Regions from separate parts of the Homo sapiens genome. Here region 2 is linked to region 1. Evidence: chromatin contacts called from ENCODE Hi-C or POLR2A ChIA-PET data. All regions are on one chromosome and are shown on one strand. Each heading gives the region's core, a stretch centred on a gene start or an enhancer-like site at or near the end of the contact. The rest is flanking DNA. Distances are from core to core; before and after follow the strand shown.

Region 1 (3,476 bases), core at 1-2,500:
ATGGCACGGTCAGCTTCCCTTGGAGCACATAAGCCATTTGGGCAGGGTGAATACCTGAACAAAATCAGCCTGTTGGAAGAAAGAAGGGGGGTGATTCCAGTGAGGCGACCATCAGAGTTCCCCAAGGGTGGGCTGGAGCAAGGGGGAGCAGGAGCCTGGGATTCTCCATGAGGCTGTGCCTCTGGCCAGCTAGGTAAACTGGGCAAGCCATTTCAACTCTTGAGAGCTCAGGGTTTTTCATCTTACAATCCAATGACTAAACCAGAGCATCTTCAAGGTTCTATCAAACTCTAAATTGTCTTTGACCCTTTGGAATTAGATTATTTAACTTAGATAGTAAAATATTCAATCATGACTCAATACAGGCCTTCAAATATGGGAGATTACTCTGGTCCTTTATGAGAGACTGTATTTTCCAAAAATGACCACAGCGACTTCTCCCATCCCACATGCCCATCTTCAATGGAACCTTGCCACTCTCCCATTAGGAAGGCTTCTGAGCTGCCAAACTTCACAGCTGACTCTCCCCGTGTTCCTCACGGAGCTTCTTCTGATGTCTCCAGGCTCCAGCCCCAGAAGCCCCTTCACCAGCTGTTTTTAGCAGATGCTGCCTTGACTCTTCACAGATGCATCCTCTGGGTGCTGATTTTCCTTGCTGTGGGTGTGCAAACCAAACCTCTCAATGGTTCTGTAAGATGGGCAGGGCAGATATTAATAACTCCATTGTGCTAGCCAGCCTCAGACGGCCCACAGTCGTTTGCACCATCCTTGAATAGCATTGACTTTTGTGACTAATAGGGTAGTGTAGAAATGACAGAACTTGACTTCAAAGGTTAGTCATAAAAGACAGTGTGAATTCTGTCTTGCTGTCTTAGATCGCTCACTCTGGAGGAAGCCAGGTACCTTGTCAAAGGAACTCCATACCTGAAAGACCCTAAGCTGAAACCACCCTGTGTAGTCACTCCCAAATTCCTGACCCACAGAAACTGTATAAGAAATGTTTATTGTTTAAGCCACGAAGTCTTGATTTGTTTATATAGCAAAGTATAACTAACATTAATATACCTATTACATAAATTAGAAATGAAGTCTCAGAGACATATAGCAACTAGCTCAAAGCCACACAGCTAGAGCTGCGGAAGAAGTGGGAAGAGAGCCTTCACCTTGTGACTGCTGATCCACACAACATGGGTTTCCTCATAGCCCCATGAGTCTGCACTTCTCTGATTTGGCTTCAGAAGGAGAGATGAGACTGCAGGCATGGGGCAGTGGTTGCCCAAGCAACCCTGGCACACTCAGGCCTGGGCCAACACAGCCCCTCTCACAGGAAACAGAGTCAGGGACGGGGGTAGATACTCTTGGCTCCCACTTGCTTGGGTTCTCTACCACCCAGAGAAACAATTCATGGAGACCTCTTAGGCCCATACATGCACATGCATCTTGGGCCTCCACTCGTGCTATACATGGAACTACCACTGGCCCACAGTGCTGCAACTCTTCCGGGCTGTGGTGGAAGCCTGTGATGCAGGGGCTTCTGCTCAGGGTCCCTGACTGACTGCAAGTCAGGGTCAGCCCTTGCTTTCCAGCACCCCACACTGCTGATTCATGGGGCTACTTTAGAGAAGTTGCCCCACCAAAGGGAGCTTTCAGTTCCCATGTGAGTCACTGGCCATGTGGATACCAGTCACCCATGCACAAGAGAGGCCTGGGCTATGTGAGTGCTCAGCAGTGAGCTGAGTGTTGTGGTCATGGGGTCAGCGAGTGACAAAGCCAAGCTGTCTCTGTTTTCTCATCCTTCCAACTAGATTGGACTTATTCCAGCAAGAGTTACTATGGTCCTGGGAGCAGGACTGGGATTGGGCAAGTCAAAAGGGTAGTTTAAGACAAGAGGGCAAGAAGGGCGGAGCAGTCACTGCTTGTCTCCAGGGTCTCCAGCCAAGACAGACTTGAGATGGTGAAGCTTTCTGATGAAGGACCTCAAAGGCCCAGCAGAGTGGCTTGTGCCTACATCCTCACATGGTATCCAAGCACCTCCAGGATAGGAGAGAAAAAAACAAACAGGGCATAGAACATCTGGGTTTTCATGTAAATTCAACATTCTACCACTTCGATAGCCATGAACAAGTTGTTGGCCAATTCCAGCCTCAGTTTCCTCATGAGTCAAATCAACCTAATGGTTTTCAGCCTGGGTTCCTTGGAGCCTTAGGGTTCTTCAGAGTTACCTTGGAGTTTGCCATGAGGAGGCATCCCCTACACCAGTGCTGTCCAATAGAAATATAAAGTGAGTCACATATGCAATTTTCAATTTCTGTTAGGCCTGGCGCGGTGGCTCACGCCTGTAATCCCAACACTTTGGGAGGCCGAGGGGGAGCGGATCACGAGGTCAGGAGTTCAAGACCAGCCTGACCAATATGGTAAAACCCCGTCTCTACTAAAGATACAAAAATTAGTTGGGCGTGGTGGCACACACCTGTAATCCCAGCCACTCAGGAGGCTGAAGCAGGAGAATCACTTGAACCCGGGAGACGGAGGCAGAGGTTGCAGTGAACCAAGATCGTGCCATTGCACTCCAGCCTGGGTGACAGAGTGAGCCTCCATCTCAAAAAAAAAAAATTGGTAGCTACATTTTTTTAAATCTAAAAATAAATAGGTAATTAGCCAGGTGTGATGGTGGGCATCTGGAGTCCAAGCTACTCAGGAGGCTGAGGTGGGAGGATTGCTAAAGCTCATGAGTTTGAGGCTGCAGTGAGCCAGATCATGCCACTGCACTCTAGCCTGGGTGACAGAGTAAGACCGAGTTGGTAATAAGTAAATAAATAAATGTGAAATTAATTTTAATATTATCTTTTATTTATTGAATAGATCTAAAATATCATTTCAACATGTAATCAACTGATTGCATGTATTAATAAGATGTTTTACATTCTCTTTATTGTACTAAGTCTTCAATATCTGGCGTATGGTTTGTATGTAAGCACACCTCAATTCAGACCAACCACATTTCCACAGCGCAGTGGCTGCTAGGCTGTGAAGCAGGAGGAGGAATTGTCTTTAAGAAGAGAAGACCTCTCTCTAGTGGACAAAACAGAAAAATACGAGAGACCAATGTATTAAATGAGCAGAACACTGGAAAGCACAGGCATATTTGGGGGAGCAAAGGGGTCAGTTCAGCTAGAGTGTGATTGGGAGAGTGATGGAGAAAGGAGGGAGTGTGAGAGAAAAAACCATGAGACCACTGGGCCTCTCCTGAACCCTGTGTTTTTCATGACATCGGTTTCTCTGAAAAGTGCCTTTGGATTGTGAACTATCACACAAAAGAGTTCTGTCTTTATAGCTGAGACTTAGTGAGGCATAGGGGATACAATGAAAGTAGAACATGACGTAATAGCTTAAAGCATAGACCATAGAACCCAACAGCCTGGGTTCTAGTCCTCACTCTGCCTCTTGTTGGCTGGGATAAATAGACACAGTTTCCG
Region 2 (3,512 bases), core at 579-3,078, 38 kb before region 1:
TCGCAATCCCATTTCTCTAGTTTTGTGCCCAACCTGCTAGAGAAATTCATCCAGGTGTAGGGAAAACACAAATCCATGATGTCTAACGTCAGCTGGCCCTCGGTATCCGAGAGAGCTAGATCTATCATTAGAAGCCATGGTGTCAAGTACTGGCTCTGCCATTTTGGGCCATGAACAGAACTTCTACCTTGTACAAACCCGGCAGCACCCTCCCTTCCCCTCCAAAGCCAGCTCCCTTCCCCTCCAAAGCCAGCAGGTTTAAAAAAGTTCCAAAGTCTCATAATATATAATGCCCCAAATTTCCAGGTTTTTTAATGTGGTAATATATATATATATATATATATATATAATCAAATGTACCATTTTAAACCATTTTAAGGGTACAGTTCAGAGGCACTAAGTACTCTCATATCACACAACCATCACTACCTTCCATCTCCAGAACTTTTTCATCTTCCCAAACTGAAACTCTGTACCCATTAAGCACTAACTCCTCCCTCCCTCCAGCCCCTGGCAACCCCTATTCTGCTTTCTGCTTCTGTAAATTTGACTATTCTTGTTATCTTATGTAAGTGAAAACATACAGTATTTCTCTTTTTGTGACTGGCTTATTTCACTTAGTGTAATGTCTTCAAGGTTCATCCATGTTGAAGTAAGTGTCAGAATTTCCTTAAGGCTGAATAATATTCCATTGTACCTATATACCACATTTCGTTTATCCATTCAGCTGTCTATAGATATTTGGGTTGTTTTCACCTTTTGGCTATTGCAAATAATGCACTATAAACTTGGGAGTACAAATATCTGTTTGAGTCCTTCCTTTCAAATCTTTTGGGTGTATATCCGGAATTGGAATTGCTGGATCACATGAAAATTCTATTTTTAATTTTTCGAGGAACTGTCATACTGCTTTCCATAGCCTCTGCACCATTTTACAATCCCACCAACAGTGCGCAAGGGTTCCAGATTCTTCACATACTCTCTAACACTTATTTTCTGGTGTGTGTATGTGCGTGTGTGTGTGTGTGTGTGTGTGTGTATTTCTTTTTTGCTAAAAGCCATACTATTGGGTGTGAAGTGGTATTTTCTTGTGGTTTTGATTTTCATTTCCCTAATGATTAGGAATGTTGAACATCTCTTCATGGGCTTACTGGTCATTTGTATCTCTTCTTTGGAGAAATATCGATTTAAGTCCTTTGCCCAATTTTGAATCAGGTTATTTGGTTGTTTTTTGTTTGTTTGTTTTTGTTTTTGTTTTTGAGATGGAGTCTCACTCTGTTGTCTAGGCTGGAGTGCAGTGGTGTGATCTCCCCTCACTGCAAGCTCTGCCTCCTAGGTTCATGCCATTCTCTTGCCACAGCGTCCCAAGTAGCTGGGACTACAGGCACACGCCACCACCCCCAGCTAACTTTTTGTATTTTTTTTAGTAGAGACGGGGTTTCACCGTGTTATCCAGGATGGTCTCAATCTCCTGACCTCATGATCCTCCCGCCTCTGCCTCCCAAAGTGCTGGGATTACAGGTGTGAGCCACCGTGCCCGGCTGGTTGTTTTCTTCAAATAGTTTTATAGATCAGCTCTTACATTTAGGTTTTTGATCCACTGCGAGTTAATTTTTGTATATGGTGTAACACAGGGGCCCCACTTCATTATTCCTCTGCATGTGGATAATATCTAGTTTTCCCAAGACCATTTGTTGAAAAGACTATTCTTTCCCCCCACTGAACAGTATACTAGTTGCCTAGAGCTGTTCTAACAAAATACCACAGGCTGGTGACTCAAACAACAGAAATGTATTTCCTCACAGTTCTGCAGGCTGAAAATCAAGGATCAAGGTCCTGGTTTCCTCTGAGGCCTCTCTCCTTGGCTTGCAGATGGCTGATGTCTTGTTTCCTTTCCCCCTGGTCATTCCTCTGTACACACATGCTCCAGGTGTCTGTTCCTCTCTTTTATAAGGGCACCAGTCACATTAGATTAACACTCAGTCCTAACAGCCTCATTTTAACCTAACCAACTCTTAGACTTTCTCTCCAAATATAGTTACATTCTAAGATAACAGGGGTTGGAATTTCAACATATGAATTTTGAGGGAATATAATTTAGTCTATAACAAATGGCCTTGGCACTCTTGTCAAAAATTATGAGAGTTTAATCGTGGGCCCTCTATTCTATTGCATTTGTCCACATGTCTGTGTTTATGCTATTACCATTCTGTTTTGATTACTATATCTTTGTAGTAAGTTTTGCAATTAGGAAGCGTGAGACTTCCAACCTTGTTTTTATTTCTATTTGGGCTATTTGGGTTTCCTTGAGAGTCCATATGAATTTTAGGATGAACTTTTCTATTTCCACAAAATAGTCATTGGGATTTTGATAGAAATTGCATTGACTCTGTAGATTGTTTTGTAATACTAATAGTTAACAATATTAAGTCTTCCAATCTGTAAACACAGGATGTCTTTCAATTTATTTGTGACTTCTTTAATTTCTTTCAGCAATATTTGTGATCTGCAATATACAAGTCTTTTACCTCCTTGGTTAAGTTTATTTCTAAGTATTTCAGCCTTTTTGATGCTATTGTAGATGGAACTGTGTTCTTAATTTCCTTCTCAGGTTGTTCATTGTTAGTGCATAGAAATTCAACGAATTCTGGGGTATTGGTTTTGTATCCTGCAACTTTGCTGAATTTATGTATTAGTTCTAACAGGTGCTTTTGGTGGAATCTTTAGGATTTTCTGCATATATGATCATGTCATCTGTGAACAGAGATAATTTTACATCTTCCTTTCTGATTTGGTTGCCTTTTATTTCTTTTTCATTCCAGTTGCTCTGGCTAAGACTTCCAATGTTATATTGAATAGAAGTGGTGAGAGCAGGCACCCCTGTCTCATTCCTGATCTTAGAGAAAAAGATTTCATTCTTTCACCATTGAGTATTATATAAGCTGTGGGTTTTCTTTCACATATGACCTTTATTATACTAAGGTATTTTCCTTCTATTCCTATTTTGTTGAGTGTCTTTTATTATGAAAGGGTGTTGAATTTTGTCAGATGTTGAATAATTGAGAGGATCATTCATTTTTTTTTCCTCATTCTATTAATGTCATGTATTACCTTGATTTATTTTTGTGTGTTGAGCCACCCTTACATTCAAGGATAAATCCTTCTTGGTCATGGTGTATAACCCTTTTAATTTGCTGCTGAATTTTGTTGTGTTTTGTTGAGTTTTGCATCAATAGTCATAAAGGATATCAGTCTGTAGTTTTCTTTTCATATGTTTATCTGGCTTCACAAATATGAGTTAAGAACTGTTCCTTCCTCTTCAACTTTTTGGAAGAGTTTGAGAAGGATGGCTATTAATTCTTTAAATGTCATTAGAACTCACCAGTTAAGCCAACTGTCTGGGGCTTGTCTTCGTTAGGAGGTTTTCGATTATTGAATTAATCTCCTTACTCATTATAGGTTTATTCAGATCTTCTATTTCTCCACAATTCAGTTTGATGGAAACTGTTCCT

What was found. Hi-C counts contacts between places; a loop is a spot of excess contacts on that map. ChIA-PET counts read pairs that join two places held with the same protein, here RNA polymerase II (POLR2A). Pooled maps may share reads with other maps.
Region 2: a map of mammary epithelial cell shows a loop between it and region 1 (8-fold over the local background). The contact joins two enhancer-like sites. A Hi-C loop is called at or near these places in 6 of 168 maps with a recorded cell type or tissue (DLD1, GM12878, PC-9 and 3 more), 1 of 37 single-sample maps with no recorded cell type and 8 of 50 pooled maps. POLR2A ChIA-PET finds 5 or more read pairs at or near these places in 4 of 52 experiments (activated naive CD4-positive, alpha-beta T cell, activated naive CD8-positive, alpha-beta T cell, naive thymus-derived CD4-positive, alpha-beta T cell and 1 more).

The regions. Positions count from the first base shown.
Region 1 is chr3:46,087,650-46,091,125 of GRCh38, reverse strand. No RefSeq gene overlaps it. Among named protein-coding and RNA genes, the nearest start is that of XCR1, 62 kb to the right of the region's middle. RefSeq lists an enhancer at 1,578-1,627. Within about 2 kb of position 1,250, at least 16 of the 41 ENCODE cell types and tissues checked have a DNase peak (open chromatin) inside an H3K27ac peak, as active enhancers do; they include PC-9 and mammary epithelial cell, where a contact is called at or near this core.
Region 2 is chr3:46,125,992-46,129,503 of GRCh38, reverse strand. No RefSeq gene overlaps it. Among named protein-coding and RNA genes, the nearest start is that of CCR1, 81 kb to the left of the region's middle. Within about 2 kb of position 1,828, at least 4 of the 41 ENCODE cell types and tissues checked have a DNase peak (open chromatin) inside an H3K27ac peak, as active enhancers do; they include PC-9 and mammary epithelial cell, where a contact is called at or near this core.